Linked DNA regions of Mus musculus: regions 1, 2 and 4 are each linked to region 3. Evidence: chromatin loops called from intact Hi-C (ENCODE). Cell type or tissue: left cerebral cortex. All regions are shown on one strand.

Region 1 (8,000 bases), 110 kb before region 3:
TTGTGGGAGAGTTGATGTCCTTATCCCTCCACTGGAGTCCTGCCTGGCCACAGGAGAGGGACACTCCATATCTCCCACTGCTAGGAGTCTCAGCTAGAGTCACCCACATAGACTCATTGGAGCACGCCCTCCCCATCCCAGGTCTCTGTCATGTCCTAGAGATGCCCCCAACCCTGATATTCATTCACACTCCCAGTTCTCTCTCCACAGCTTTCCCCACACTTGAGCCCCCTTCCTATTCTCGTCCCCAGACCCTCTTCCATCTAGTTCCCTACCTCCATTATCTGCCCCTTCTGGGACAGAGTCAAGCATCCTCCCTTGGGTCCTTCTGTTGTTTAGTTTCTTTGGGTCTTTGGATTGTAGCATGGGTATCTGAAAGAGATGCAGAGACTCACAGCCAAAAATCAGATGGAACTCAGGGAGTCTTGTGGAAGAGCTGAGGGAAGGACTGAGGAACCTGAAGAAGATAGGATGACTCCACAGGAAGACCAACAGAGTCAACTAACCTGGACCCTTGGGAGCTCCAGAGATTGAACCATCAACTAAAGAGCATACATAGGCTGGACCTAGCTCCCCCACCAGCACATAAGTAGCAGATGTACAGCTTGGTCTTCATGTGGGTCCCCCAACAACTGGAATAGAGACTGTCCCTGACTCTGTTGCCAGCCTGTAGATCCTGCTCCTCTAACTGGGCTGCCTTGTTTGGTCTCAGTGGGAGAGGATGCCCTAGCCCTGCAGTGACTCGATGTGTCAGGGTGGATTGTTATCCAGGAGGGCCTCCCCCTTTACAGAGGAGGAAGGGAGAGGGCAGGGGAGGAGCTGTGTGAGGGGAGACTAGGAGGAGAGAGGGGCCATGATCAGGATGTAAAGTGAATAAATAGATTAATGGAAAAAATAATTTTTTAAAAAAAAGATTTGCATTTACATAGGAAAAGCAAGCTGTTTCAATTAGCCATCTCAAAAGAGACCGGCAAACAAGCGATAATACTATTTCATTAATTACCCAGAAAGACAAAACAGCTAATCAACATAAAATATTCATGTCAGCATGCCAGAGAGTTGTTTCTTTTGTAGAATTCATACAGGAAGGCAAAGTGCCTTTGTGTGCAGTTTGCTGGGCATGAACCAAAAGAAAGGGAGTCAGATGATGTTGAGGCCCTGGGATGTGACAACCAGTGGCCCCAGCCAAAGGGAGGGAATGAGGACAGACCTGTCCTTTGACAAATCACCTCCTAAGGGCCAGCCATCACCCTAATTTAATGCCTAATATGGTGAAGGATAAGAGCCTTCTGACTCTGTCTGAACATTGTGTGTAAAGTCAGCCATAGATCTATGCTCTGTTTTGGCTTTGCTTTTTGCTATTTGTGCTCCTAATCCCTTGTGGCTACTTCACACACACACACACACACACACACACACACACACACACACACACACGCCAACTTGATCTTTTTCTCTGTCCACTTATAAGGCAATTGAATGAGACTCTTAAGCAGCTTGGTCTTATCGACTAGTAAAAACCTTTTTGTGTAATTTTCTTTGCAAACAGGGCTAGTCAATCAATTCTCTATAGTCCTATTAGCATTTCTACCAAACCCATGCACTTAAAAAGCACTTACTTTAGCCAAATGTAGAGTCACAAATATAATACCTGCTTTTGTACTAAGCTGTGTTCAGATTATAGACACCCTTAAGTTTCAACATCTCTCCAAAAACACAGCTGAAGCAACCTCATATAGAATGAAGGTGACCTGCACTTCACTTATGTGTGGACATCTAGCACATGTGTCTAAGGTCACAGTGTTGTACACAGTCTCCCTGGTATCACCCATCATCCCATGAGTCACTTTATTACCAGTAGTCATTTGTCATTTGATCTCGGTTGATGTGAATTGTCTTCTCAGCTTTATAGGTGATATGTTCCCTATAATCAATATAACTTTAGGGAAGAGGACAAAGGCAAGGAGAGCAGATTTACACAGAGCCTGCTTAGGATCATATTGATAACCACTGCTGGAATAAGAAACAATTTTCTCCAAAGAGTTTAAAAAATAAACATAACGATAGCAATAATAGTATTAGTGTGCATATGAATAGTCAAACAGTGATAAACTACTCTTAAGGTATGACCTTCATATTCAATTTTCAACATAAAGAGAAGATTGTCATATGGAAAAGAGACAAAGAAAAAGCTATTACAAAGTAACAATTTGTCGAACATTTATAGTTTTAGGTATGATAGTTTTTTGTGTGTTACTGAGTACCAAGCCTCAAATACCTAACCTATTTGGTATTATGATCTGGTCTGCTCTTAGAATCTCCCCTTCTCCGATTTCCAAGCTATATTAAGCTGACTCATAAGTTGATCTCCAGATAAACCCTCTCTGTGGAGTGTCAGACTCTCATGTGAAATTGTACACCTGTTTTAAATCCTACGTGTTTTCATTTCACTTCTGTTGCCATGATAAAAGCACCCTGGCCAAAAAGAAAAAAAGAAAAAAAAAAGCAACCTAGAAAAGAAAGGGGTTTATTTCATCTTAGAATTTCAGCAGAGTCTATCATTGTTAAGAAAGTCAAGGAAGGAACTACAGCCAGGCACAGTCAAAATCAGGGAAATAAGCACATACATGTCTGCCTGCTTTCTTGCTTGCTTGCCCATAGCTAGACTTCTCTACTCTTATACAGTTCAGGACCCCTTGCCTAGGGAATGGTTCTTCCCACAGTAGGCTGGATCTTCCCACATTAATTAAAATTTTAAAAATCTCTCTAGGAGGTAGTGAACTGGTTCCATGGTTAAAAGCACTTGCTGCTCTTCCAGAAGACCCTGATTTGACTCCCAGCACTTACATGACTGCTAATATCTAATTCCAGTTCCAAGGAATTCTATGCTCTCTTTGGACCTCCTTAGATACAATACAGTCTGTGCATTTGGTGCACAGACATACATGCAGGCAAAACATTCAGACATATGAAGTAAAATTAGACAAAAATACTCCTAGATATGCCTACAGGCCAACCCAATACAGACAGTTCCTGGCTGGGATTATCTTCTTGGGTAATCCTAGATTGTGTCCAACTGGCAATCACAGCTGACACCAAATGGGTCAAATAGGTCTCATTGATTTGTCCTTCCTTAGTTACTTTCTGTTGCTATCATCAAATACCATGATCAAGGCAAGTTATAGAAGAGAGGGTTAATTTGGGCTTATGCTTCCAGAGGGAGAGTTCAGAATGATGGGGGAGCCATGGCAGCGGGCAGCTGGGTCAGAGAGCTTAAAGATTACCTCTTCAACAGCAAACACAAAGCAGAGAGCAAACTAGAAGTGAGGTGAGGATATGAACTTTCAAAGCCCACTCCCATATTTCCTCCAGCAAGGCCCCTACCTCCTAAAGGTTCTACAACTCCCCTTCCCCCTCAAAACAACATCACAAACCAGGGATCAAGCTTTGGCATGTGCAAGACTATGGGGGACAAGCCTCACTCAAACCGCCATGCCCAGTCATCAAGCAAAGGCTGGCAGTCATCCTCTGGGTTTCTTCTCAGTGCCCTCCTTTCTGACTTACTGAAAGAACCCATTCTCTGTTTTCCTGTTTCCCACCTCAGCCTGGAGAAACCCTGTGTACATACTGGAATTCTGCAGTTTTTCTCCCTCTGATCTTCTGCAATGATGTCCATTCATTAGATGGAGACACTAGGCTGGAAGGAATGAGCTCAGCTCTACTGGAAGGGCTCAAGAGCCAAGGTGATCTCTTTTCTCCAATATTTGGGTGAAACAAGGGGGTTTTGCAAAGTACAGTCATCTTGAATTTGCTGCTTTAGTGAAAAAAATAAGATATGAACATGTGCATATTCAAGGGAGAGGCTGGGGAAACAAACACTCAAATGAGGCCAGGAGAAGGGATACAATGTATCAGGCTGATCCCAGGTGTTTGTTGGCCAACCAGTATAGTAAGCTCTTGGTTCACAGAGAAATAGTCTCGGAAAAGTAAATGGGAGAAACTAAGGAAGGCACAGATGCTTCCCTCTGGCCTGTGTACATGCACACTTCAGGGGAAGGCTGGGCTATGCAAGTTCTCACAGTGAAGGCAATTGTGGGAGCTTCCCATGTTCCTCTAATATGCCAGTCTCATTGACTTCAGTTTTCTCTGAAACAGAGGGACTTGGAACTCTGAAGTCTTGTCTGCATGTTCCTAGTGAGGCATGCTGATGAAGCCAGGGGCAAGCATACACCTGTCACCCCTTGCCAGTCCTAGACCATGTGTGTAGATGATCATCTATCTCATCACTCACAGCCCTGTGTTTGTGTTATCATGATGTAACTCCCCAGTTCTGCCCATCTGGGAAGTTTTGAAGAGAAAAGGCCCCAAGGACTACAATATTTGTGACACTACTCATGTTAATCAGACTCAACCTTTTTTTTTTTTTAAACGTCAGATAAAATAAATGGGGAACAAAATGAAAATAAATATACCCATGATTCAGTCCTTTTGCGTCACTGGTCTTTAACTGGTGTGTTGGGGTGTGAATTCTTCTTTGAGAATTCAATGGAAAATGCAGCTTTTTTTTTCTTGGAAAATGCGCATACACTACACTAAACATGCGCACGCACACACGCACGCGCGCGTGCGCGCGTGCACGCGCGCGCACACACACACACACACACACACACACACTTTATGCATATTTTCAGGGTTTCACACATCCCTATTTCAGGCCTGTCTATGTATGGCCACTGACTAAACAGGGAGTTGCATTTTATTGAAGCAGTTTCGGGGAGGATTTTTATAATCAGATAAAAGTAAGAAGGATGCCAACCCTCCAAATCACTCAGCCTTTCAACCAGGCTGCTTTCCCACTTACAGAGATCTCTTGTGTGAAGTTCTGGGGGTGGGAGTGGGTGGAGGCTCCCTCAGCTCATCAAAAAATACTATTTCTTGATTAAGTCAATGTTTATCCAACAAAAAGCAAAGAAGAATGTGGACTGTTACCTATGTTGCCGGGGGCTGCAGGACTGGCTATCCCAAGCTCAGGCCGGGCTTCAACTGTCCACTGTGGTTTTACTTTCCACTTAACAAAGAGATTCCTAATGCAGAAAACCCAGGTAGGAAGTCAGATAGAGGACAGTAAGTGTTTCCAAGATGCTACTTTCCTGAAGACACAAACACAAGCTGCTCTGCCTTGGCCAGGCTTTGAGTCAAAGGTTGTGCCTGAGAGAATAGGGGACAAAAAAAAAATCTTGAAGGACTTCAGTGATCCCTAGAAACTGGCCTCAGGGGAGCCTGAGAAAGTGGGACTGTGCCAAGTGGTTAAGGACTTCATGAACATTCCTTGAGCACAGCACTTCACATTGCTCAGCAAAACCCATGTTCTCAAAGATGGGGAGTGCTGGGTCAGCATCTGGCTCTCTGATTTAACACCTCCCAATTCTCTGTTACTAATATGGGATCCAGTTCCTCAGCTCCCTCACAAATGCCCCCTCATGGTACCTTCAATACTATGCTTACCTCTGAATTTCCCTACAACCGCAGAACTTTCCAAGAATTATGAGGAGTCAATTCTTTTACTTCCTTCTAACCCCAAACCATAAGAAAATATTTTGGATGTGATAACATCTAGATAGACATAAGTATCAACTTCTCCAAAGGGAGGGAAATTCCAAGTTCGTTTCATATTATTTCTGTAGCATCACAGAAAACAAAATGTTGGCAGAATTCTACAAGGGAGAGGAAGAATTTCAGTGGCTTTACATAATTCTGTTACATCATCACTTCCTAAACTTACGAGTTGTTGAAACATATTGCAAAATGTCACCAGTCATCTCCCTGTCTTATATATTAAGGAGAAAAGAGAATTTCCTAAGTTCCTGGAGATAAAGTAGAAGAGAAAAGGGAACCGTGTAAGACAGACAAGTGTCACATAAGAGAAATTGTGAATGCTTGCCTATGCCAAAAACTGTTAAATGCAGGGGCAGCTTTGACAATATATTTTAGTGAGTGTTTTGTTTGTTTGTTTTTTTTAAGAACAAACTTTTTTAGTGCACATTATTGAGTTGTCTTAAGATGCTCAATGTATTGTATAGACACTTTCCGAGCAAGAGTAGGGCCTTTATATTCATAGTTCTAGCTGCCTGGAATTCCCCATCGTATATGAATGTCAAGATGTGTGTGTGTGTGCCTGCCTGTCTGTGTAAGGACATACACATGTATGCATGTGCATGCATATACACACATGGTTGATAGCTTCTTCTGGTGTCTTCCTTCCTTCCTTCCTTCCTTCCTTTCTTTCTTTCTTTCTTTCTTTCTTTCCTTTCTTTTCTTCCTTTCCTTTCTTTTTCTTTCTTTCTTCTTCTTTTTTTTTTTTTTTAAATCAGATCGGACAAGGGATTATACAGTCCACTTTGGTGGAGAAGAGACAAAATGCCTGGCTTTGACTTCTGTTCCAATAGTTATCACCTGTGCCATCTCAGGTGCAAGTGGTATCTCCAGGATAGGCTTGAATAAGGCAGATGTGGAGTGTCTCCTTCAAGAGCCAGATGTGCAGCAGATCCTTAGTGCATATCTGATGAAGAAAGAGGCCCACTTCCATGTGCTTTACTTCCACCACAGGCCTCCGTTCTTCTCTCAGATGAGTCTCGATGGTCATGCATACTTCTATCACAGACTGGGGTCACACTTTGAACAGGAAGATGGCCCACCACATGATACTGCTCTCTACTGATTGTTATTTAGTTTTTAAAAAAATTTTTATACCTCTGCTTGCTGGCTAAATAACACTAAATCCCACCCCTGGAATTACAACAACCCCTATACACACCTCCTTCTCAAACTGTGTGCCTGAGGAGCCAGTGTGTCTTAGCCCTATGTGACCACAGCAGATGTCTCACCAGAGTCAATCATGGAGTTTTACCTTAAAGCTCAGATTAGAGTGGCCATCTCAAACAGATGGCTTGAGCCTTTGTATTAATTAGCCAAAGGGAAACCATGCTATAATATTCTATTGGCTGACTTGTGGGAAGGGGATAACACTTTCAACGTGTCTCTTTAAAACCTTCCTAGGGCTAGTGTGAAGGGAAGGGCAGGAGGGCAGAGAGGGGACAGAGACTTTGACTGTGGAAAGCTGTAAGTTCCCTGACAGCTTGATGCATTTCTAGAGTGGAAAGTGCTGAGGAGGCTCTTTCTCAATTAGGGCATTTTGTGGGCTTCCTTGTCACACTGAGTGTTCTTTCTGAGCCTCTGTCTTTATTCACTCTTCTCTCTAACACACTTATGTCTGGGTTCACACTCTTAATAAATGCCCTGTTGTCAGGGTTTCTAGGAAAACAAAAAAAGAAAACAAACAACTGAACACAAACTGTTAAGATGTCCCCGGGAGAAAGAGGGGACTCAAACTATATGCAGGGAACGCTGGAAAACCCCACCAGCATTTCCAGTGTCTCTGCAGCTCTGCATCCCTGAGGATATCACTATCCTTAAAGAAACATTAGTGTGCATAGCTAATGAGACCCTCCAGTGGCTGGAACTAGAGAGACTCCACAGGAAGTCTCCTTTTGCTCACTTAGCAGGAACACCTGGTCCTGGTCCACCCAGCCAACATCCTCCCCCGACTCTAGTCAAGGTGGCACTGACTTCTCAACCCTGCCTAGTGAGGGCTTTTGCATAAAGAGACACCCCAGGGGAATATCTTTGGTGGGACTTTGATCCCCTCTGGGGAACACAGTGTCAGAATTTTATCCTTGAGGTCAACTTAGAGTTCAAGTGTTCTCTGAGACCCCAAAAGAGACAGGAAGGGAAGAAATACCTCAGATTTTAGGGGCAGGACATATGACAATCAGCAGGTGTCTTAGTTAGGGTTTTCCATCACTGTGAAGAGACACCATGACCAAGGGAACACTTACAAAAGAAAACATTTAATTGGGTCTGGCTTACAGTTTCAGAGGTTCAGTCCATTTTCATCATGACAAGAAACATGATCTTGTCATGCAGTATATTCAAAGGCAGTA
Region 2 (8,000 bases), 120 kb before region 3:
CTCCAGTTTCTTTTTGGAGGCACTTAGAGCTATGAGTTTTTCTCTTACCACTGCTTTCATTGTGTCCCATAGGTTTTGGTATGATGTGTCTTTATTTTCATTAAATTCTAAAAGGCCTTTACTTTATTTCTTTATTTCTTCCTTGACCAAGTTATCATTGAGTACAGTATTGTTCAGCTTCCATGTGTATGTGTGTCTTCTGTTGCTTTTGTTGGAATTTCAGACCAGACTTAGTCCGTGGTGATCTGATAGGGTGCATAGGATTATTTCAATCTTCTTGTATCTGTTGAGGCCTCTTTCGTGACCAATTATATGATCAGTTTTGGAGAAGGTACCATGAGGTGCTGAGAAGAAGGTATATTCTTTTGCTTTAGGATGAAATGGTCTATAAATATATGTTAGATCCATTTGGTTCATAACTTCTGTTAGTTTCAGTGTGTCTCTGTTTAGTTTCTGTTTCCATGATCTGTTCATTGCTGAGAGTGGGGTGTTGAAGTTTCCCACTATTATTGTGTGGGGTTCAATGTGTGCTTTGAGCTTTAGTAAAGTTTCTTTTATGAATGTGGCTGCCCTTGCATTTGGAGTGTAGATGTTCAGAATTGAGAGTTCATCTTGGTAGATTTTTTTTTTGACCAGTATGAAGTGTCCTTCCTTATCCCTTTTGATAACAGCATGTTTCTTGGGACCATTTGCCTGAAAATTTGTTTTCAAAGCTTTTACTCTGAGGTAATGTCTGTCTTTGTCACTGAGGTGCATTTCCTGTATGCAGCAAAATGCTGGGTCCTGTTTACATGTTCAGTCCATTAGCCTATGTCTTTTTTTGGGTAGTTGAGTTCATTGATGTAAGAGATAATTAAGGAAAAGTGATTGTTACTTTCTGTTATTTTTGTTGTTAGAGATGGAATTGTGTTTGTGCAGCGATCTTCTTTTGGGTTTGTTAAAAGAAGATTACTTTCTTGCTTTTTCTAGGGTGTAGTTTCCTTCCTTGTGTTGGTGTTTTCCATCTATTATCCTTTGTAGGGCTGGATTTATGGAAAGATACTGTGTAAATTTGGTTTTGTCATGGAATATCTTGGTTTCTCTGTTTATGGTAATTGAGAGTTTTACTGGGTATAGTACCTTGGGCTGGCATTTGTGTTCTCTTAGGGTCTATATGACATCTGCCCAGGATCTTCTAGCTTTCATAATCTCTGGTGAGAAGTCTGGTGTAATTCTGATAGGTCTGCCTTTATATGTGACTTGACCTTTTTGCCTTACTGATTTTAATATTCTTTGTTTAGTGCACTTGGTGTTTTGATTATTATGTGACAGGAGGAATTTCTTTTCTGGTCCATTCTATTTGGAGTTCTGTAGGCTTCTTGTATGTTCATGGGCTTCTCTTTCTTTAGGTTAGGGAAGTTTTCTTCTATAATTTTGTTGAAGATATTTACTGGCCCTTTAAGTTGGGACTCTTCACTCTCTTCTATTCCTATTATCCTTAGGTTTGGTCGTCTCATTGTGTTCTGGATTTCCTGGATGTTTTGGGTTAGGAGCTTTTTGCCTTTTGCCTTTTCTTTGACTGCTGTGTCAATATTTTCTATGGTATCTTCTGCCCCTGAGATTCTCTCTTCTATCTCTTGTATTCTGTGGGTGATGCTTGTATCTTTGACTCCTGATCTCTTTGCTAGGTTTTCTAACTCCAGGTTTGTCTCCCTTAGTGATTTCTTTATTGTTTCTATTTCCATTTTTAGATCTTGGATGATTTTGTTCATTTCCTTTGCCTTTTTGATTGTGTTTTCCTATAATTCTTTAAGGGATTTTTGTGTTTCCTCTTTAAGGGCTTCTAGCTGTTTATCTGTGTTCTCCTGTATTTCTTTAAGGGAGTTATTTATGTTTTTCTTAAAGTCCTCTATCACCATCATGAGAAGTGATTTTAGATCCAAATCTCGGTTTTTTTGGTGTGATAGTGTATCCAGGACTTGCTATGGTGGGATAATTGGGTTATGATGATGCCAAGTAATCTTGGTTTTTGTTGCTTATGTTCTTACATTTGTCTCCCACCATCTGATTTTCTCTAGTGCTACCTGTCCTCACTATATCTGACTTGAGCCTGACCTTCCTGTCATCCTGGTTGTGTCAGAACTTCTCAGAGTTCAGTTGTCTCTATGATCCTATGATTCTAGGATCCTATGATCCTGAGATCCTGGGTGTATCAGAACTCCTAGGAACCTGTGATCCTGTGGTACTGCGCATGTTAGAGTGCCTGGGAGTGGAACTTCTTATGGGTGTTGTGGGACTGGTTGTGGAGTTAGTGCCCAAGGTCTGGAGCACCTGGGAGTGGAGCTTTCTCTGGCTGGGGAGTTTGCACCCAAGGTCTGCTCAGGGCCCAGACCAGAAGGAACCTGTGCCCCTGGTCTGGCAGAGATCCTGGGTGCCTGTGTCCTACTGGTCCCAGTTACTTTCAGTGTTGGGTCAGATGTTGTGTCCTCCTCACCTCTGATCCTATCCTATCCTTTCTTTTTAAATATTTCTATTTTATGTGTATACATTTTTGCCTATGCATGTGTGCCGTATTCCTTCCTGGTGCATGCAGACCAAGAAGTGGGTGTCAATTCTCCTGAAATTAGAATAACAGACAGTTGTGAGCCACCATGTGAATGCTAGGAATTGAACCCAAGTCTCCTAGAAGAGCTGCCAGTGCTTTTAACTGCTAAGCCATCTCTCCAACTTTCTTTTCACTCTTAACATCCCATACAGAACATCAAGTACTTCTGAAAACTGCATAGTAAACTGTGTCCTTCCTCAGGTGCTTACATTATTCCAACACCTGCAGATGAGTTGGGAGCAGGGGCTCTCCTCACTCAATCATCTAGAGAGAAGGGTTCAGGGAAAGCCACTGCTCAGCTACACCCCTTTACAACCAACTCACCTTCAACATCAACAACTGGGGAAGCAAGGACCCCTGTCAGTTCCAAGACCGCTTCGGTCTCTCACAGGCCTTTTTCATGACTACCTAAAGGATCGGACAACGTGGGAATGCTACTTCTGTGCACACTTAGGCTCTATGAGAGTGTCATTGCACTGAGGAAGGAGTTCTCTTTTAAATGGGGGGAATAGGCACTGAAGTCAGAAGTCAGCCTGGTGACTGCCCTAGAGTGAGGTCTAAATAACACCCCCTTCTCTCTCTTGCAGGCATTGTCTTCAGGGTTCTTTCTTTCTTCTACAGAATGTACAAGGCAAAACCAAACCAATACCTGCCGTGTCACCTAAGTTGGAGTTTTTATTCGTCAAATGATACAAAGGGGAAATGGTGGGACTGGTGGGGACTGGGCTACACAATCCTATGTATCTCAGAAAAGAGCCCTTAGAGATGCTCTGTGTCTGTGGTGGAGACATCTGAGATTTGGGAAAGCAGAAAATAAGGAAAGACAGGGTTTGTATAACGTCATCACTAAGGCAGATAAAAGCACTCAGCTCCCTCACCAAGTGTCTGATAGTGGAAATTCCCTACAGTACTCAATTACAGCAGATAGCCTCTTGATTTTTCTAATATCTGTTATGTATCTTTTCTTAGCTGTTTGCTGGGAAGCTTTGGGAGACCACGCTGTATACAACCAAGATGGAACCATGAAAACTCACAGCTCCATGCCATCTGCCTTTTTCATCAGGTTAAAACTTTAAATGGCCAAAAGTAAACTTTAAAAAAAAAGTTTCTGAATTGTGTTAGTTACTTTTGAGTAGTTGTGACAAAAATTCCTGACAGAGCAAGTTAAGGAGGGAAAGGTAACCTGGCCTCACGGTTTCAGAAGGTTTGCTTCCGGCCATGTGCCCAGGAGCAGAACATCACTGCGGCAGGTTGTGAGATGGTTGTAAAGGGTGTGACAGAGGACAACTGTTCCCACAATAGGCAGGAGGCAGAGTGTGACACAATGCATCCCAGGATAATTACCCACAAGGCACCCTTCTTCTATGCCCTATTCCCTCTAGTTAGGCTCATCGCTTAGCATTTCCAGAACCTCCCAAAATAGATCCAGCTCTGGGAAGCAAGTGTGTAAAACACGGACCTGTGGGGACTTGTTCAGATTCAAGCCAGAACAGAACTATAACACCCTTCTGGTTCTAGCCACACATTTTCAGTTTGTTTCTAAGAGACCTTGGGACTAATAGATAAGGGTCTGTGCTCAGATCAAGGTTTTGCCATGAACCCTTGGGTGTACATTAGTCCAGAACATACATTCTGCAGAGGGCAGAAGTGGAAGAGGCCAGAGAGCCAAGCTTGCTGGGATTTAGATCTCACCTTAGGGCAGGCACGAGGCTGACTCCTGACTCCAGCACCTATTCCTCCAAGTCCTCTCCTAGGGCTTTCCAGAACTCTAGAGACTTTAATGAACGTCCCCAGACTCTCTCAGCCACTGTGCTTCATCCTGACTCTCACACTGTCTTCTCAGTCTCTGTCACCAGCATCGAATCACTCTCGATCAGGGAAAGTCCCTCATCCCAAGACCTTTGGTGCGTGTGGGTGCCCTTGGGCACTCAAGAAAAATGCACATTTTAAAATGTCGATTGAACATTTATACAATAGCTGTGTGAAAAAAACCTGTCTTTTATTAATAAAACACAACACTGCTCTAGTTTATATTTAAAAATGTAACATAAAAATTATTCAATGTTGCAGTTGGCATGACATTGAAAACACAAGTGTCTAAACCTCCCCCTTCCTACTTCTAAGATGGATTCGGTTTTCTAGCTTGCCTCCCAGGGTTTCCCTTGCTCAGCAGCATTTGAGAAATAGAGTGGGAAGGACAGTCAAGAAACCAGGAGAGCCTGGTTATTCTGCTTTAAAAGGAGCTTTGGTTGGGAGGGAAGGAAGAGGAAAGCTACTTTGAGGAGGAGACACAGCAGAGTCATTTTCTTTGCCGCAGCACGGCCAGAGGAGCCTGGGGAAGAGATGAGGAGAAAGAAGCCGTGCTAAGAAGGTGTTTGAGCATCCTACCTAAGATATAAGTGCTTACCACTCTATTTTTCTGCCATAATTCAGAAACACATTTTCCTTTATCACCCTCTCCCTCCCCTTTCTTCTCTTCCCTCCTTCCCTCCTTCCCTCTTTCCCTCTCTCCCTCCTTCCCTCTCCTCCCTCCTTCCCTCTCCTCTCTCCCTCCCTCCCTCCCTCCCTCCCTTTCTTCCCTTTCTCTCCTTTTCCTCTTCTTCCCTTTTCAGCCTGATAGTGTTATATCTCCCCGAGGAAGAGCAGGTGAATTTGTACTTTTCTGATTACGTAACTAGTTGCTTGTGGAAACTGGAGCTAATAGGAACCATATTCTAATGCATTGGAATTTAATTTTAGCATTTCAGCCCATAGCCCGAGTTAGCCTCCTGGCTTATTGCCAGCTTCTGGATCTGCCTTGTGCACCCGTACCCCTCATGGCAGGGCTCACAGACAGGGTGGAAATGTTAATTTTTTTTTCCATTACTAAGTTTTACTTGAGGTAAAAATTTTAATTACCTTTCAAACTGCAGCAAAATATCCATGGCTACATAGTAGCTGGGCCACAGCGGCTAAGTCAGAATCGCAGCATCGACATGTCAAATACTGGCCCCACATTGAGCATGGGCGTGATCAGACACCCACGTCCCCAGACACTGGGGTGATCCTGCTTCCAGCTCAATGACATCAGCTGCCTGAAACTGGGGAGAAAGGCAGCATATTGTGACATGCCCTTCAGGATCTTCCTCGCCTCTCCCAGCTCTGATCCTAACATCTGAAAGCAGATACAGGAGCCGTAAGACCAGAAATCTAGGCAGAAAGATCAAAGCTGAAGAAACTGTCTCTTCACACCATGCTACAGCCTGGTGCTCCTGGGCACCAACAATAGAAACATTGTAAGCCCATAAATGAAGAAAAGTATGGATCTGAATCCAGCCATTTGGAAAACAGCTCTCTAGTGTTTGCCTTATTCTCCTATATTTAAAAAGTTTTAACTTTGTTATTGGTGTGTGTGTGTGTGTGTGTGTGTGTGTGTGTGAGAGAGAGAGAGAGAGAGAGAGAGAGAATGTGTGCATGGTCAAAGCCCTAGCCTGGCACTCAGAGGGTAATCTGTTCTCCCTTCCCACCTTCACATGGGCCCAGAAATGAGCTAAGGGTGTCAGGCTTGGGCATCTGGTATCTTTACTTCTTCAGCATCTCACAGCCCCTGTCTAGATTTGGTACAGACTCTGTCCCTTCCTGCATCTAAGCCTCTTAGCAGTGTGACTTAAGTTATGTTTTGAGAAGATCTCTCAGTGTCTCAGAGATGCTTCCTATCCAACACATAGGCCATCCTGGTAGTCTTGGTTGCATCCTTCAAGGTCCCAGGCTCCCTGCAGAGAGCCTAGCTTCCTATATAGGCATCGCACCCTGATTGATGCCTGCAGACCTCGGCTTGGCCTGATTTTCCTGATTTATGACCCTTATACCAAAGGGTTGTTCCTCTATTGCCTCTGGCCCTCTCTGACAGGATTCTTCAGACACTGCAGCCCTTTTAAGTGTCTTCAGCTTGCCGTTTAGTCCTGCACCTCACTGTCATCAATGTCCCCACCCTAAGCAGCATACTGCCCTGTCCTCTGTATGCCTAGATGTGTGCACATGACAGAAAAGGCTGAGGCACTGTTAACTGTGGCCGGGGGGGGGGGCTGGTTAAGATCTAGAATACCCACCTCTCAGGGCTTCACTTGTCTTAGGAAGTGATTGGATTAAACAATTACAGAAGAGATCTCGTGGAAAGTTCTAGAATCCCGTTGAGCATTTGGTGTGTGCATTTGCTTTATTGAAAATATGCTATGTTCTTATGTGGATGTGAAAGCAGGTTATTTTAAAAGATAGGAACTGTCCTTAGAAACTTACTTCTAGGTATGGAAGAATACCTTAGAAATACTGGCTCACATCTCATCTCCACTTGTCTCTGGCCTTCGCTTGGACAGATGGAGCTATGTGTAGCTCCAGAGGCATCATGAGCACAATAGTTAGCCAGGCCAGGATAAGAAGCAGACAGCTTAGTGGTAACAAGGTGGTTCCAGAGCCAAATATCCACCAAGATGAAGGGTGGCTCTCAGGATATCTCCAACTGTATCTATCTCCTTGATCCAAGACAGGTACCTTGGATCTAAGTAATTGTCTCAGAACTCAGACACAAACATCTAAGGGCAGAAATTCCCTAACATCAGTTAGAAGTGTAGCTCAGCTAATAAGTACTGAGTTGATAGAGTACATACAGGAACTGCTGAGGTCAGTCCCCAGCACTGCACAAAACCAGCATGCCACCTTATGTCTAGCATCCCAGCATGGGTGAGATAGAGGTAGCAGGATAATGAATTTTAGGGTTATTCTCAGCTATACAGATAGTTCAGGACAGCCTGGGGTATGTGAGGCCCTATCTCAGAGAGAGAGAGAAAGAGAGGTGGGAGAGAAGAAGAGGATGGAGATGGGGAGGAGAGAGAAGGGAGGGTCCCTAAGACTGAGCTAAGGTTGAGACAATAATAATACAAATTCTGCTGCATGAATATAATACATAGAACATAAATCACAGTAGAAATGGCCTTGAACTCTGGAAAAGTCAAATGTCTGTTTCCTGCAGACCTCAGTTTGTGACACACACACATACTCATTATAAAAGAAGTTAAGCTTTCCTTATGAGCTTGCTCTCTGAGGGAGCCCATTCTTTTAAAATGAGCAAGAAGGTTGGTAAGAGAGAATGACAGTTGTGGCAGACTCTTCTCTCCCAAAATGAGATGAAAAAACCACTCATTCTACAGAAGTGAAAATGGATTTGATCTTTACACTGGTTGTTCTTGGCATGTTTGGGTCACGGACTCCTTTGAGAATAAAGATCTTCTGTTCTGAAACACACAGAGACACAAAACTTGTCTAATTCTGTACAGGTTCCAGAGGCGTTGGAAGCACATCCACAGACCCCAGGATAAGAACCAGTTCCATCTCCATCTGCTGCTCTCCCTGTCCTCATTTCTCCTAGGAAAGGGAGGGAGGG
Region 3 (8,000 bases):
ATATTCAATGCAATTCCCATCAAAATTCCAACAAAATTCTTTACAGACCTTGAACAAAATTCAACTTCATATGAAAAAACAAAAAGCCCAGGATAGCCAAAACAATCGTATACAATAAAAGAACATCTGAAGGTATCACCATTCCCAATTTCAAGCTGTACTGCAGAGCACTAGTGATAAAAACTGCATGGTACTGGCTTAGAAACAGACAGGTTGGTCAGTGGAATTGAATTGAAGACCAAGACACAAATCGATACATCTACGGACATCTGATTTTAATAAAGAAGCCAGAATTATAATTGGAAAAAAGAAAGTATCTTCACCGAATGGTGCTGGTCTAACTGGACATTGGCTTATACAAGAATGCAAATAGATCCATGTTTATCACCCTGCCCAAAAGATCAAGTCCAAGAGAATCAAAAACCTTAACATAATACCAAGAACACTGAATCATTTGCTTTTGGTTTGGTTTGGTTTGGTTTGGTTTGGTTTGGTTTGGTTTTTCAAGACAGGGTTTCTCTGTGCAGTCCTGGCTGTCCTGGAACTCACTCTGTAGACCAGGCTGGCCTCGAACTCAGAAATCTGCCTGCCTCTGCCTCCCAAGTGCTGGAATTAGAGGTATGTGCCACCACTGCCCGGCCAACACTGAATCTTATAGAAGAGAAAATAGGGACCAGCCTTGAACACATTGGTACAGGAGACAACTTCCTGAGCAGAACACCAATAACACAGGCACTAAGATCAACAATTTATAAAAGAGACCTCAGGAAACGGAAAATCTTCTGTGAGGCAAATAACACCATTTATAGGACAAAATGGCAGCCTAAAGAATGGGAAAAGATCTTCACCAACTCCACATCTGACAGAGGGCTAATATCCAAAATATATAAAGAACTCAAGAAACTAGACATTAATAGAGTAAATAATCCAATTATAAAACAGAGTACAGAGACTTCTCAACAGAGGAATCACTAATGGCTGAGAAGCACTTAAAAAATGTTCAACATTTTTAGCCATCGGGAAATGCAAACCAAAACAACTTTGAGATTCCATGTTATACCTTCAGAATAGCTAAGATCAAGATCACAAGTGACAGCTCCTGCTGGAAGGATATGGAGCAAGGGGACACTCCTTCATTGCTAGTGAGGGTGCAGTTTCTCATAAAATTGAGAACTGATCTACCTCAAGACCCAGCCATACCTCTCCTGGACCTATACCCGAAGGACACTCCATCCTACCACAAAGACATTTGATCAACTATGTTCATAGCAGCTTTATTCATAAGAGCCATAAACTGGAAACAATCCAGATGTCCCTCAACCAAAGAATGGATAGAAGAAGAAAAAAAATAATGTGATTCATTCACACAATGGAGTATTGCTCAGCTGTTTTTTTTTTTTAATGACTTCATGAAATTTGCTGGCAAATGGATGGAACTCAAAAGCATCATCCTGTGTGATGTCACCCAGACCCAGAAAGACAAACATGGTGTGTGCTCACTTATAAGTGACTATTAGCTGTAAAGTAAAGGATAAACATGCTACAATCCACAGACCCAGAAAAGCTAAGTAATAAAGGGAGCTTAAGTGGGGAATCTTCATGGGAAGAGGAAACATAGATTTCAAGGGTGGAATGGGGTGGGGTGGGGATGGAAACAGGAAGGATCAGGTGTGGGGAGTGGAGAGAGAGAAAACTGCAAGAGAGGGATAGAATTGGGAAGCATTTCAGAGCGACGTAGAAACCCAGTGCAATGGAAACCCCATGGAACCTATGAGGGTGACAGAGAGAAGACGCCTAATAATGGGGAGGCAGAGCCTGAACCGGCTATCCTCTATAACCAGGGAAGACCTCAAGTGGAACACTCCCTCATTGCTAGTAGGAGTGCTGACTTGTATAGCCACCTAGCCACCAACCCTCCCACCTACAGTTTTTCATGCCTGCAGGATGTGCTGGGACTGAAACCTAACATAATGGTCATCAGAGAGACTTCATCCAGCAACTGATGGGAGCAGATGCAGAGACCCACAGTCAAATGGTAGGCAGAGATCGGGGAATCCTGTGGAAGAGAGGGAGGAAGGACTGGAGGAGCCAGAGGGATCAAGGACATCATAAGAACATGCCCCACAGAACCAATGAACAGGGACTCAAATGGGCTCGGAGAGATCAGGAAGCCTGCATGGGTCTGACCCAGATCCTCTGTGTATATGATATGGTTGTGTAGCTTGCTTTTCTCCCGCTCTTCCTAACAATGGGAGTGGGGGAACTATCTTTGATTCTTTTGCCTGCGTTTGGGTCTGTTTTCCTCCTACTAGGTAGCCTCCACCAGCATTGATGTGAGAGTATGTGTCTACTATTACTGTGGCTTGTTATACTATATTTGGTTTATGTCCCTGGGAGGCCTACTCTTTTCTGAGGGGAGATGGGGGAGGGGTAGATCTGAGGGAGGTAGAGATTGTAGGCAGGGGAGGGAGGGAAACTGCAGTCAGTATATGAGAGAAGAATACACACAAAAAAAGAAAAAGAAAAAAAACGTCTTCAGAGTAAAGAAAAAAAAAGCTTCTTTAGAGTCCCAGCTATGCTGTTGGTGTATGGGATAAATAGGACTTACTGAAAAAGAGAAGCATGGAGAACAGGTAAGTTCAGCCTGGGACATTTGAGCATGAGGTGTCTGTAGATGATCCAAACGGCAATATCAAACACACAGCTGAACACTATAGCCTTGGAGCTGAGGGGACAGGGCAAGTGAAAAAGGCTTAGAAGCTTCCCAGCTTCCCAGGCTATTTGAAACTACCATGGAAGAAGGGTAAGACAGTGGGTATTATTAGTAAAGGATGAGAAAGGGGTTTTCCGGGAGAGAAATGTGTTCAGTAATTGGAGCTGGTTGCTTCCCTTTTCCTTAACAAAACCAACTTCCAGAGCAGCAGTGAGTCTGGGAAACAGACTGACAGACCAGTTCCAGGCTCCTCTGTAGTCCAGATACATCTGTCAAACAAAGCAGATGTCTATGAGAGTGAAGATGCTATTAAAAACAAACAAACAAACAAACAAACTACCCCTTTCCTGATCGAAATGGCCACGCACCTGACACCTCACTTTAGCTGTCTGCCTTTTCCCCTTTCTTCATTCTTATGTGCCCAGAAGTGCGGCCAGCTATGTGATAAGTATGAATATAAAAGGCAAACATGATAAACAAAAGAATAAAAAGGAGAAGAAGCCTGCCCTCTGATAACCCTGGGTGAAGTGAGAAACCAGGGAGACCACCTCTCTGCCTCAAGCCAGGGTGGTCGGACCCATCCTTAACCGTCCTTCAGACTCACTTTCTTCCAAACACCTCTCTCAGCCTGGCACTCTTGGGGCCATGTCCTGTCTTGCTTTGCTTCATGAACAAGTCTCCAGGCACAGATTCACACCCTCTAATCTGCTGGCACCATCTGTCAAAAAACGTGAACACTTAATCTCCGCCTAAAACCCTCCTAGTGTTCTTCGCTGTTCAGTGGATAAAGCCAAAGTCCTCGTCTACACGGACAGACAGGTCTCCATTGACTTGGATCCTGCCTTACGTGCTGAGAGCACTATAAGCACACGATATGAGCAGAAAAGAGTACGTGTACCTTTCTGTGCATTTTGAACAGGAACCACGCACCAAAGCCTTGTGCTAGGAATTTACGCTTCTGTAGTCGTCATAGCATTTGCTCAGACATCTGTTGTTAATAGTCTCCTGATGACTGATTCTGGTACACAGGGCCAGCCTAGGTGGAGAAGGTCTGGTTGTCAACATTCTTTCCACCAAGTCAAGACTTGGCATGAAAGAACGTAATTTTTTGCCTTCCTAATTCCTTTCCTCTACCTTAAACAGACCAGGTGAAGGATCGCAACCACATCTAATCTTCCCTAGAGACAAGAGAACCCTATATTCCGCGGGCAGACACTGGACTGAGACTAGCAAGACAGAAGAGTCTTGTCTCTTGTCACCGGTTGGGCCTGACCCTCCAAACCAAAGTCTGTCCTGTGGGCTCCCTGAATGAAGATCAGAACCAGAAGCCCTTCCTCCTGGCTCCAGTGTGGTTGGAACCACGTCTGTGGGATTGAGTTTCCAAGGATACTTTCTGCCAAGTGCAAAGATGGGAGTCCAGCGGAGGAGACTCTGGTGACTTCTAAGCACAGGCAGGACCCGGAGGCCTGACCTTCGTGCTCCTACCGCCTGGGTGCTCTCCCGGGACGCTCAGGTCAGGCAGAAGCAGCCTGCGACCCAGCTTCTTCGAGGGTATCTTGCGCCTGGTGGAGCTGCCTGGGAGAGGCAGAGGCAGAGACAGTCCTGGGGAACCTGGTTGCTGTCGGGGCAGGGGCATTTGCTCAGGAAATGTGGAACTGGCCAAGAGAGTCAGTCTCCAACATCCTCTCACGTTGTCGCCAGAGCCCTTAGATCCTGAATTTGGAACCCAGACTAGGACGGTGCACCAGCTGCCCCGTGGGCAAGGAGCTCTGGGCTCCGGTTTATGGCAGCCGCACGGACACCGGTCCAAGCCACCCGCCTGCTGCACCGCGACGAGAGCCCCCCAGCAGCCCGCTTCCCGCGGCCGCTGGGCTCTGACCCCCTCGCGCCCCCGCGCGTCCATCTCTGTTCCCAGCGCGGTGCAAGTGATGTAAGGCGGCCAGGCTCGCGCGCTTTCCTCCTGCCCGGACGGAGTCCTCCCTCCCCGCCGGCAGCGCCGCGCGCCCACTCCGATCCGCTGCGCCCAGGCTCCGCTTCTAGAGCTCTGGCTACCTACTCGCAGCGGCTGGGAAAGACCCTCCTCCTCTAACCCATCTCCCTCCTCCCCTCCTCGTCCCCCCCCCCCTCCTGTGCAGTGTCGGTGGGGAAAAACCAGGCTTGGCTCTCGGAATCCAAGAAGAGAACAGAGGGACAGCCCATACAAAGCTTTCTGGAGACACTGAGAGGTGGCAGGAGCCTTCAGGTAACTCGGTGACCATACTTCTTTGACACATGTTGGTATGAGATAGAACGGGTTGCAATAGTGATGGGGGAGGGAGGGGAGGAAAGAGGAAGAGAGAGAGAGAGAGAAAGAGAGAGAGAGAGAGAGAGAGAGAGAGAGAGAGAGAGAGAGAGAGAGAGAGAGAGAGAGAGAGAGAAGTCAGAGATAGCAAGAAAGAGTTAGTGGGTAGGAAGTTGGATTGGATTCTTTTTAACCCCTGTGGTTTCACCTCCCACAGAAAAAAAAGCAAAAGGGTACTACTCCCTGGCTACCAGGCAGCCCCAAGCTGGATGGAGTGAAAGATGCGGCCTGATGACATAAATCCGAGGACTGGGCTGGTGGTGGCCCTGGTCAGTGTTTTCCTGGTCTTTGGTTTCATGTTCACTGTCTCTGGCATGAAGGGGGAAACTCTGGGGAACATCCCTCTGTTGGCCATCGGGCCAGCCATCTGCCTACCAGGCATCGCCGCCATTGCTCTGGCCAGGAAAACCGAAGGCTGCACCAAGTGGCCAGAGAATGAGCTACTCTGGGTCCGCAAGTTACCCTGCTTCCGGAAGCCCAAGGACAAGGAAGTGGTGGAACTCCTGAGGACCCCATCAGACCTGGAGTCAGGCAAAGGGAGCTCGGATGAACTGGCTAAGAAGGCAGGCCTCAGAGGCAAGCAGCTCCCACAGGGACCAGGTGAGGTGCCTATGGCCAGCTCCGTTACTACCCCCACTCCTACAGAGGAAGGAGAATGCCAGAGTCTAGTCCAGAGTGGGCGGCAGGAAGAGACATCCAGATACCTGGATGGCTATTGCCCCTCGGCCAGTTCCCTCGCCTACAGTGCCTTGGATGCCAAGTGCTCAGCCTGGGACAGATCTGACCGCCCTGAGCCCGAGGACAGCATCTTCTTTGTGCCCCAGGACAGTATCATCGTTTGCTCCTACAAGCAAAACAGCCCCTATGACAGATACTGTTGCTACATCAACCAGAGCCAAGGCAGGTGGGACCACGAGACAATAGTCTGACCTGTTCATACAAGGGTCCCATGTTGACAGACACATTGCTATACTCAGCTCCCAAGGAAAGAGAATCTGTGCTCCAACAGCCTTCACACTGTTAGAAACTGGCACGGTATGTGATGGGGGTGCAGACCTCTGGTGCCTGATACTCATGTAAATAGGCATGTTGGGGGCATAGTTTAGGGAAGTACGGAGAATTAAGGACACTGGGAAGAGACAGTAAACAGGAAGAAAGTTCCATTTGCTTCTGAACAAATTAAACAATGTTGATTGCTTTGTAAAACAGCCCAAAAAGTGCTTGCTGTCAGGTAAATCTAGGGAGCGTTAGCTGCTAGGGGTCAAATGATGCAGGGGCTATTCACACAGAAACCGGCTGCTTTGTGTTTGAAGAACATGAAGGAAAATTGTATGTTCCTTTATATGGTTTGGTTTTTGTTTTGCTTTGTTTTTTTGCCTGATGATAGCTTTTCACACATGGTAATTGTTGAAAGACATAAAAATCAAGATAGAATAGGTGAATCCTCCTGATATGGGATGGGTTTTGGAGTGAGGGTAGTTAAAATTGTTGAAATGTATAATTGAATCCCGACAAGATCATGGTTTCAAATAAAGTGTTGATTATGCTATGTGAAACATTAATATTTTAGGTGGTCATGTTACTTCTTAAAGTCTTCATTTGAGCTGAGTGGCTGGGACTTTATCTGAAGTTTTTAAAATATTTATTCACACTGATGTATTTCCTTACCAGGTACAAAATGGCTTGTTGTGATATCGTTAGATTAGGATTTCTTTTTATCAGTTTGTAAGACAAATTTTACAAAGTACCTCCAGCATTTCTGGGAGGCATGTACTAGGAATTACTGTATCCCTTTTAAAGTATGAGACTACAAGTCAATCCATTAGTCCTGAGCTCTATGAAAACTTTGTATGAGACACATGGTTAAGCCTTCATTTGTCATTTATACATTTGTTCAACAGCGCCCCTCCCCCAACCATGATGAGAATGCAATGAAACAAGAGTTAATTTATGAGATTTTTCTGAAGCCCTTGTTTTATTAACTTCATTGGATCAGAGAAATTTACATGACAAAAATCTCATTATTTCCCACTTTTTTTTTTTTTTTGTGGCTGAGGGGAGAAACATCATCATGCTATCCTAAAATGTCTTTCCTATTTGTCTTGTTTAATTGCAACAGATAAAAAGAATAATCAGCTAAAATGCCATTTTATCCTTCTTGTGGGATAGTTGAATTATATATATATATATACACACACATTTTATATATATATGTATATATACATATAATATATGAATGGTGATAAATTTAGGCTTGAGAATTAGGATTATTTTATATCCTTCAGGGAATTTTTAATTCTCATTTTTATATCAAATAGTTTTAGTTACTTTCTCCCAAAAGGTGAATTGAGGACAAAAGAAATGGTGGCTTATCTTTATGTATTTTAAATCCAGCCCTGTTGATTCTTAAGTGTGGCAACTGTCCTCTCTTAAGGATTATGCTCTTAAAAATCCTAATTCTTGAATGATGCTTAAGATCAAAAGGATTTCATCTTTCTAGTCAGTCCTCAGTGTCAGAAAATAAGGTGTGTGATCGTGGACAAAGTTCATCTTCTAACCCCTCAGCTTCCCAGTCTAAACAAGAGGAATGGGGACGGATTGGTCTGCACACTGGCCAGTTTCCACCACTCAGTCCCAGGTGGGACAATCTCAAATGCTACACCACAGAAACTGTATGTTACAGGAAATAAACTACAGCAAAATGCATGTCCACATTATGCAACCCATGATCAAAATCATGCAACATGGATTAAATTGCTACTCAAAAGACTTTTGCAGACTACGAAAGCAGGCGTGTTTCAGCACTACATATTTATCATTTATTAGATACCAATGCGTTCCCGGGCATAAAACTGAAACTTATTGATGCTAAAAGTTTGGGGTTTTTTTTTTTTTTTTTGAGAAAAAAATGTAAATGTTGGTGTAGCCCAAAGTAGTCTAGCAGAC
Region 4 (8,000 bases), 170 kb before region 3:
CTCCAGTCTTTTGATTTGGGCCATTTGTTGAGATAGTCTCCCTAAATTTCGCACTGACCTCAAGATCCCAAGCTTAAAAGACTTTCTACCTCAGCTTCCTGAGTTACAGGATTGCAGGCACATGCTGTGTGCCACCTGGGCTCTTTATTTCTTTTATTAGATGAAAATATGAAGAAGCCAAATGCCTGCACATTTTCTAGAGCTTTTGGGTATGATTGAGTATAAATGCCAGGTCAGGGACTTTACATAACTGAAAAGCAGGAGCCACAGGTCAGCCCGAACCACATATGATCTAATGGAGCAGACTTACTTCAATAGTCTTTGCTGTGGCTGGGACTCAGCACAGTCCATCTCAGAGGAAGTCAGTGCTTCACTGACCTGTGTCTTTCACTCCTATAGCACCAGAAACAAAGGCTCACTTTTATTTTATTTTTATTTTATGTGTATGGATGGAGTGTCTGCATGTACTTCCTTGTACCACATATGTGTAGTGCCCTTAGATGCCAGAAGAGGGTATCAGACACCCTGGAGTTACTGATGGCGTGTGAACTACCATGTGTGCTGCAAATCAGACCTGGTCCTCTGGCAGAGCAACCAGTGCTCATAACTGCTGAATAATCTCTCCGGCCCCCTGAGGATCACTTTTGACTGGGCTCCTCCTCACAGACTCTACTCTTGAGAAGCAACACACAAATGTAGGGCTCACTTGGTCTATCCCATTCACAGATGAAATGTCTCAATATCAAAACCCCCCAAATTCTCACGGCCAGTAGGACTTTCTATGATTTTTTTTTTTTTAAGATTTATGTATTGTATGTATGTGAGTACACTGTCACTGTCTTCAGACCCACTAGAAGAGAGCATCAGATCCCATTACAGATGGTTATGAGCCACTTTATGGTTGCTGGGAATTGAACTTAGGACCTCTGGAAGAGCAGTCAGTGCTGTTAGCAACTGAGCCATCTCTCAAGCCCCTCTGATTTTTTTATTTTTAAAAAAATTTTTGTTAAGATTTATTTATTATTATATACACTGTAGCTGTCTTCAGATGCACCAGTAGAGGGCGTCAGATCCCATTACAGATAGTTGTGAGCCACCATGTGGTTGCTGGGATTTGAACTCAGGACCTGAGTCATCTGAGCCATCTCTCCAGCCCTATTTTTTAAATCTTAAACAGTATGTCCTAACCATGATCCAAGTACATCCCACCATGCTTCTCTATGTCAGCTTGATTCTTACCACAAATGACTGTCAGCATTGTCCTTGCAACTGGTTAACTAGAATCGTGTTCACTGAGTTTTCTCCGAGTTTTCTTCTCTCCTGTGCTGTCAGTTCAGTCATCTTCTCATTCAATAGTCATTTTACATGGAGTTTCAGATGTGATAGACAGGTAAATGCACATGGCTGGGTGCATGGGTGGGGCTTCCATTTGGGTTTGTTGTTCTGTTTTCAAGAGGGTTTTTGTCATAGAATCCAGGCTGGCCCAGGACTCGGGTTCTCTCACCTCAGTCTCCCAAGTGCTAAGATTACCATTCTCTCTCTCTCTCTCTCTCTCTCTCTCTCTCTCTCTCTGTGTGTGTGTGTGTGTCTCTTTCACACAGAGAGAGACAGAGAGACAGAGAGAGACAGAGTGTATTAGTCAGGGTTTTCTAGAGTCACAGAACTTATGGGTAGTCTCTATATAGTAAGGGAATTTGTTGATGACTTACAGTCTGTAGTCCAACTCCCCAACAATGGTCAGCAGCTATGAGTGGAAGTCCAAGGATCTAGCAGTTGCTCAGTCCCACAAGGCAAGCAGGCGAAGAAGAGAGAATCTTCCTTTTTCCAATGTCTTCCTTCTTCCAATGTTTTTATGTAGGTCTCCAGCAGAAAGTGTGGCCCTGATTAAAGGTGTGTGCCACCACGCCTGGATCTGGGACTTGCTTCTGGGACACACACATACACACACACAGACAAGAGACAGAGAGAGAGAGAGAGAGAGAGAGAGAGAGAGAGAGAGAGAGCCTAGAGTCCTGGCAAATGTTCTATCACTGGATTTTATCTCCCTCCCTCTTTTTACTTTTCATTTTGAGACAATCTTTCACTAAGCTCTTCAGGCTGGCCCCAAAGTCACTCTAAAATAGCTAGAGTAACCCTGAACCTGTGATCCTCCTGACTCAGTCCCAAGTACGTAGGATAAGACCTAGATCCAGCAGGTCTACTTATCGACTCCCCCCCCCCCACCTCCACACACATTATTTTATTACTTTCCAGGGAGGAGACATTGTCCTTATTCTTCCGATACCGACTTAAATGACTCACAGTCCACCCCCCTCAAGAATGTAGATTTTGAGTGGGAGCCTTGTAAGTACTTGCGATGAGCAGGAGTACCAGAGCTATATACCCCATACTGGGGCTGCACAAGGAGTCGAGGTTAGCTACACAGGAGAGGGATTCACAGTGAAATGGCAATATAAAGCAAGTAAAGACAGAGAAAGATCTAGAGCAGTGCTTCCCAACCTGTGGATCGTGACCTCTTGGCAAACCTCTGTCTCCAAAAACATTTACATTACTATTCATAACAGTAGCAAAATTACAGTTATAAAGTAGCAGCAAAAATAATTTTATGGTTGGGGTTGCCCCAACCTGAGGAACTGTATTAAAGGGTCACAGCATTAGGAAGGGTGAGAACCACACTGACCACACTAATAAGGTTCTTTTATCAACAGTCTGACAAGAAGAAAGGACACACAAGGACACGGTACAGAGAGGCACTTCCCCTAATCTCCGATTGTTTCTATTTAGGAGCAGGGTGTGCGGTCATATCTCCTCCCATCTTGAGTGTGCTTTGGGGCAGAACTGAAGATAGCAGCTATCAGCTCAGGGTTTGGCTAGATCCAGCGTGTCTGCCTACTTAACTGATCTGGAGCTCTAACTCAGCTTTAAATTCAATTCTCAGTGATGGTTTTCAGAGCTCTTGTTATCCTGCCTCCATCTTGGCTAAACTTTTCAATTCTTCCCTCCCCTCCCGCCATGAAGCCAATGGCTCATTCCCCCTCCTCCTGTGACCAGGCTTGCTTGCCTTTCTTTCTTCAAAAAACAACTTTATGCCAATTCTTCCTCTGCAGACTCTGGCCTCTGTAGCCCACGAGTTTCTTCTTCCTCTGTTCATCCAAGGGCTTCCTTGGGTGTTGAATGTGTGCTGAGTGGGGCCCCACAAATAGCTCAGTTGAGAACTCTTTACTAATGTCACATGTTGTGTACCCTGCCTATAATGGAAATAAACACACATCATATATTCCGGACCATCTTGGAATGGAGGTTATTAAGAACTTTAATTAGTGTGGAAGCAGGATTGACAGCATGAGGTGTCACAGTGTCTTGAAAGAAGGCGCGACGGCGCTGTGAAAGCTGACAGGCCCCTTCCTAAATACCCTACAGCGCAGGCGCCTCACCGGAACTCCTCATGACTAAAGCTGCAGGAAGCGTTTCTACACAAGATTCATCATCTCCATCACAGCCTGATTATCCGGCTCCCAAACTCACACTGCCAGAGTGCGTTTTGTGGTTATGCTTTTCAGCTGTGTTGCTGATGTTTTTGATGTTTATCAACTGCGTGCTTACTCTGAGACCTGCACAAATGCGTCAGAAAACCCAGGCATCTTTCTGAAGGAAAGGTCTGTTCTCTCAGATACGCCTCTCCTTTAGCTTCCATTTTCCTCTCTTCCATATTCATTCATCAGTGCAGTTAACAAGTAAACGCCAAACCTCTAGCTTATGGCAAGAAAGTGGGTTCTGTGTCCACATCACAGTCCCTTGAAGGTCATAGGGCTAGAATAGGAGGGTAGTAGGCTGTGTGTGGACAGTTAAAGCTCCTAAGGTCTGTCTGACTGGATAATGACAGTTATCAGACAGGGATTTGGGGAAGGTGAGGAAAATATGGAGGATATTTTAGAAGCCAGGTTCCACGTTATCCAAATTCAACCCCAGATCCCTGCATAAGCTGCAGGAGAATCTGGCAAATGGAATTTAGCTTTTTCCCAGTGGGAATATAAAATGAATTTGGAGAAGAAATTCTCTACATCCACTGGCTGTTCCCCCACCCCACCCCATCCCCGCCCCCGTCCCCTGACCCCGTATACACATTTTGACACTCCCTGTGATGCTAATAATGTGTGGTGTTGTGTGAGCTCAGTTGCCTCTCTAACAAGCATATGTACCTTGCGTCACTTCCCATTCTGTGAAAACTGAACCTTACCTTATACATAATGTCTTAATTCTCCGGGAAGACTTCACGGCGGGGGGGCGGGGGGGGGCGAGGGGCAGTGTGAAAGACGTCAGCGGGAAAAAAAAAACAGTTATCCATGGGACATGAAATCAGTAAATAACTGAACTTTTGAGAAGCTGGTTGAGTATATATCTGCGTTCAAATTAATCAGTGCAGGAATTGAAACTGGGATGCATTTATCAGTAGGCTGAATGACATCTGGAACAATTAATTTGCTACCATCCCCCGAGGAATCTAAACCAAGACCTTGGACGGGCTAAACACTTGCTGTTCCCCTAAGCTACATCCCCAAAACCCCCAATCCTTTTATTTATTTGTTTTGAAACACAGAGTCTGGCTGTGCAGTCTCTCCTCCTGCCTCAGCCTCGGGAGGCCTGGGATTACACGTGCTGTCACACCCAGCTAAACTTGGTATTCAAAGAATCACGGATAGGGCGCTGCGGTGCGGTTATAGTTAGAGAACTCCACTAGGTGGCGCTGTTTAAAAGCGTCCCAAATTCCAGGGAGCGGTAAAGCTTTCTGACGAAAGGCAACCCCACTTCCTGCCTTTTTGAGAATTTAGGGCGCTTCGTTACCAATTGTAGCTGGTTTTCCTAAAACACCATTGATGTGGTAAATGTAATATTTTAGCATGACATGGAAAATGTTTTAGTAAAATAATTCAGCCTAAAGTTTTCTTAAAAGAAGAAATCATTAAACAAACCATTTAAAATGAAAAAAAAAACCTGTCCCGAAATGACAGCCTGTCGCCCAAAGTGCAGAGTCAGCAGCAGGGACTCAGAAGGCAGCCCAAGCTGGAAATTTCCCTTGCTCAAAGTGGATTTTAAAGCCAACACAGATTCTACTCCGTTTTTTTCTAAGCTCTATTTTGAGATAACATATTTTGAAATTCCTAAGGTAATCTGCTAAGTTATATGGATTCTGTCAACTCCAAATAAGTCCAAATCGCCCAATTAATTCTCCCTGTAACTAAAATGTAATTATTATAAAAGCATCAAACCCAGAATTTAATAAGTGTTGCCTCATTTGCTATCATAAGGAAAACCCACAGCTGCTGATGAGACAGAACAGGGACGAGTCGTCCCTCCGTCTATGCAGCCATTCATATAGGTGTCCTGGGTCCCAGGTGTTGGCTCATATCAGGAACAGGGGGATTTGAACTGGGGAGATGGCTCAGTGATGACTCATTTGCCAGAGTTTGTGTCTTTAGAACCCAAAGACAAAGCCCAGCAACCGTAGTGCCTGAAGGCAATCCTAACACTCAGATGTCAGAGACCGCATCCTCTGCTGGCTAGCTAAGCCTAGTCCGCACTCGTTCTCCGGACAGCACATACACAAAGCATTTGCCTGCAGATGTACGAGGGCTTTCATCTGGTAACGCAGGCAGAAAATTGACAAACTGGAGAATGGGCCCATCTTATGTTCTTACTCCAATCCTTGGCTTGCTCCAGGGAGACCAGGGATGCAGCTCCTGCCGTTTCTGCTCCCACTATCCCACAGGGAAATTGACAGTAACGTTGGTTTGCTCCGGGCAATGATGGAGGTTCACACAAGAGCACCTACGCCTACCATCCACCCCCCCCCCCCCCCAGGATCCTTCATATACTTAAATGGAACTCTACATTCAACGTCACTTAGCAGTTCCAAAATTTCAACAACTGTTAACTGAGAAATCGGAACACTGCATTCTGGTTAGTACCAAAGCCGTGTAAATGACCTTGGATAGTTTACAGAGAACACCTTCTATTCTTGTTTTTTACAAAACCATGGGAGCCACGTGTTTCCTATCCAGGGACACTTAAGTCCAAAAAACAGTTGCATAATCTTCTTGTGTTCTTGCCTGCGTCAGGAGTTAGAGTAAGGGGTTCAGAGTCAAGAAATTAGGGTTGGCTCCGCTGATGGGTAAGTTATCCCACCACCGGCCATGAGGAAGGACTAGATTTAGCTTTCCTTTTTAAAGAACTAGAAACAGAGCAAAATACATGGAACAATGGCTTAAAGACACCAGATACTAGGCAACGTGGGTTCATGATACAGGATAGAAATGAGAGACAGGAAATGGGGCCCCAGCTACCTTGATTTGGCACTGGAGGGAGTTTCTAGACTTCTGAGCCAAGCAAAACCGAGTCATCGAGTTTAAGAGACTGTGACTGAGGTTTGAGGAGATGATGACAGCTTGAGTCCCTCTCAGACAGGAAAGGTTACATGGAGCTCAAGTTATCAACTGAAAAATGACCTGAGTGAATAGGAGGGGAAACTTCTGTAACCAGAGAAATTCCAAGACATCAGTACCAAGCCTGTGCCAGGCATGTGAAAGAGGAAGAAAATGGCACCTGTACCTAAGAAACCAATCAATAGCCATAAAGCAAAGTGATAGATGATGGAATTATTGATAAAATATTCAAAACCTAAAGACACAAATCTGTGAGCTAAAAATACTGGTAGAGTCAAATATAAAACAACAATGGATGTTATTCGTTCAATTCATTGTTCATGAATTGTTCAATGAGGAATGAATGACTGACCTTCAAGTCTCATCCAGATCTAAGAGTCTACTATTGTTCCGGAAATTCTGGAAGTATACAGATTGTTGTTTTGCTTCCGTTGAAACAAATTAATCCAAATATTATTAACAATATCATAAATATTATATTATTATTGTTGTGTCAAGAAAGCGTTGTCAATAGCCCTGGTGTAAACATGTAAGAGGTGGTAATGATGCCTATTGTGTGGCTAGTTCCTATTGTGTGGCTAGTTCCTATCGTGTGGCTAGTTCCTATTGTGTGGCTAGTTCCTCCTGATGGAAACATCCCCTCCTGGACCTAAGGACGGAGACCTGTGGAACTCACATGAAAGTTAAAGGACCTCAGGAGGAAGTTACAAATCAGGAGGCTGGGGGTCCCAGGGGCAGAAGCTGTTGCTGAAGCAGAGGAGCATCATTGGAGGAGCTGCCTGCAAATTGGGCATGACCCGGAGTAATGCAACCTTCTCGAGCAGACCCTATGCCGAGGTTGAGCTTCCTGGTGATGTAACTGCCCCAGTCAGACAGGTTCCTGTAAGCAATCCAACTAAACTCACTGCTTCACCAAGCTAGAGAGGTGGGGTCCTGGCCGGTATGTTACTGTTTTGTTAACTTGATGCAAGCTAGAGTTATGTGAAAAGAGGAATCTCGGTTGAGGAAATCCCTTTATTAGATTCCTTGTAGGCAACTAACTCCATCTGGGAACTCTTTCTGTTTGTTTGATTGATGTGGGAGGGCTCAGCTAACTGTGGGAGGTGCTGACTTGTGTAAGAAAGTAGGCTGAACACGCCAGTTAGCAGTTGTCCTCCATTGCCTTGTTGCTACATCATAATTGTAATTTTGCTACTGTTATGAACCATAACGTAAATATCTGATATGCAGGATACCTGATATCCTATGAAAGGATTGGTTGTCGCCTAAAGGGGTCACAACCTGTAGTGGAGAACTTCTGATCTAAGTGTCAGTGGGGAGGCGCTAAGAGCATAGTTTGTATATATCATTTGAGCCCTAAGTAAGCCCAGCCTAGTCAACTGTCCTTACTATCCGGTGAGTGGGATGTCTTGGGTGCTCATGGGGAAACAGCCTGAACTACCAGGCATTATTCTGGGAATCATGAACCACTCAGCGAGGACAGGGATGCACAGTATGTTAGTGCTGTGCACAAGCCAACACGGAGACACTAGATGGTTTGCTCACTAGAAAGTCGATGTT

Evidence for each region. A loop is a pair of places that touch in the nucleus more often than their neighbours do. Peaks named below come from ENCODE experiments on the same cell type or tissue, not always from the same donor. Only the 100,000 strongest peaks of a DNase experiment are listed, where the experiment ranks them.
Region 1: a loop joins it to region 3, with 2.5 times the contacts of the local background. A loop is called at or near these places in 2 of 42 quality-filtered maps.
Region 2: a loop joins it to region 3, with 1.9 times the contacts of the local background. A loop is called at or near these places in 2 of 42 quality-filtered maps.
Region 4: a loop joins it to region 3, with 8 times the contacts of the local background. A loop is called at or near these places in 6 of 42 quality-filtered maps.

What each region holds. Positions count from the first base shown.
Region 1 is chr4:40,358,699-40,366,698 of GRCm38, forward strand. No RefSeq gene overlaps it. Among named protein-coding and RNA genes, the nearest start is that of 4930509K18Rik, 49 kb to the left of the region's middle. In left cerebral cortex, no CTCF peak of the experiment used is centred here; DNase peaks (open chromatin) are centred at 4,746, 5,416 and 5,707; H3K27ac peaks cover 610 bases.
Region 2 is chr4:40,346,470-40,354,469 of GRCm38, forward strand. No RefSeq gene overlaps it. Among named protein-coding and RNA genes, the nearest start is that of 4930509K18Rik, 37 kb to the left of the region's middle. In left cerebral cortex, no CTCF peak of the experiment used is centred here; DNase peaks (open chromatin) are centred at 4,394, 4,798, 5,653 and 7,889; H3K27ac peaks cover 1,150 bases.
Region 3 is chr4:40,468,650-40,476,649 of GRCm38, forward strand. It overlaps Tmem215 (transmembrane protein 215), which reads left to right and starts at 3,531. Exons shown (of 2, transcript NM_177175.4): 1 at 3,531-4,955; 2 at 5,212-7,004. The coding sequence starts at 5,276. The coding sequence ends at 5,983. In left cerebral cortex, a CTCF peak has its summit at 4,596; DNase peaks (open chromatin) are centred at 2,400, 3,521, 4,268, 4,650 and 3 more places; H3K4me3 peaks cover 3,380 bases; H3K27ac peaks cover 2,545 bases.
Region 4 is chr4:40,296,556-40,304,555 of GRCm38, forward strand. No RefSeq gene overlaps it. Among named protein-coding and RNA genes, the nearest start is that of 4930509K18Rik, 13 kb to the right of the region's middle. In left cerebral cortex, CTCF peaks have their summits at 1,005 and 4,734 (motif pointing right); DNase peaks (open chromatin) are centred at 2,369, 3,465, 4,741, 5,017 and 2 more places; H3K4me3 peaks cover 264 bases.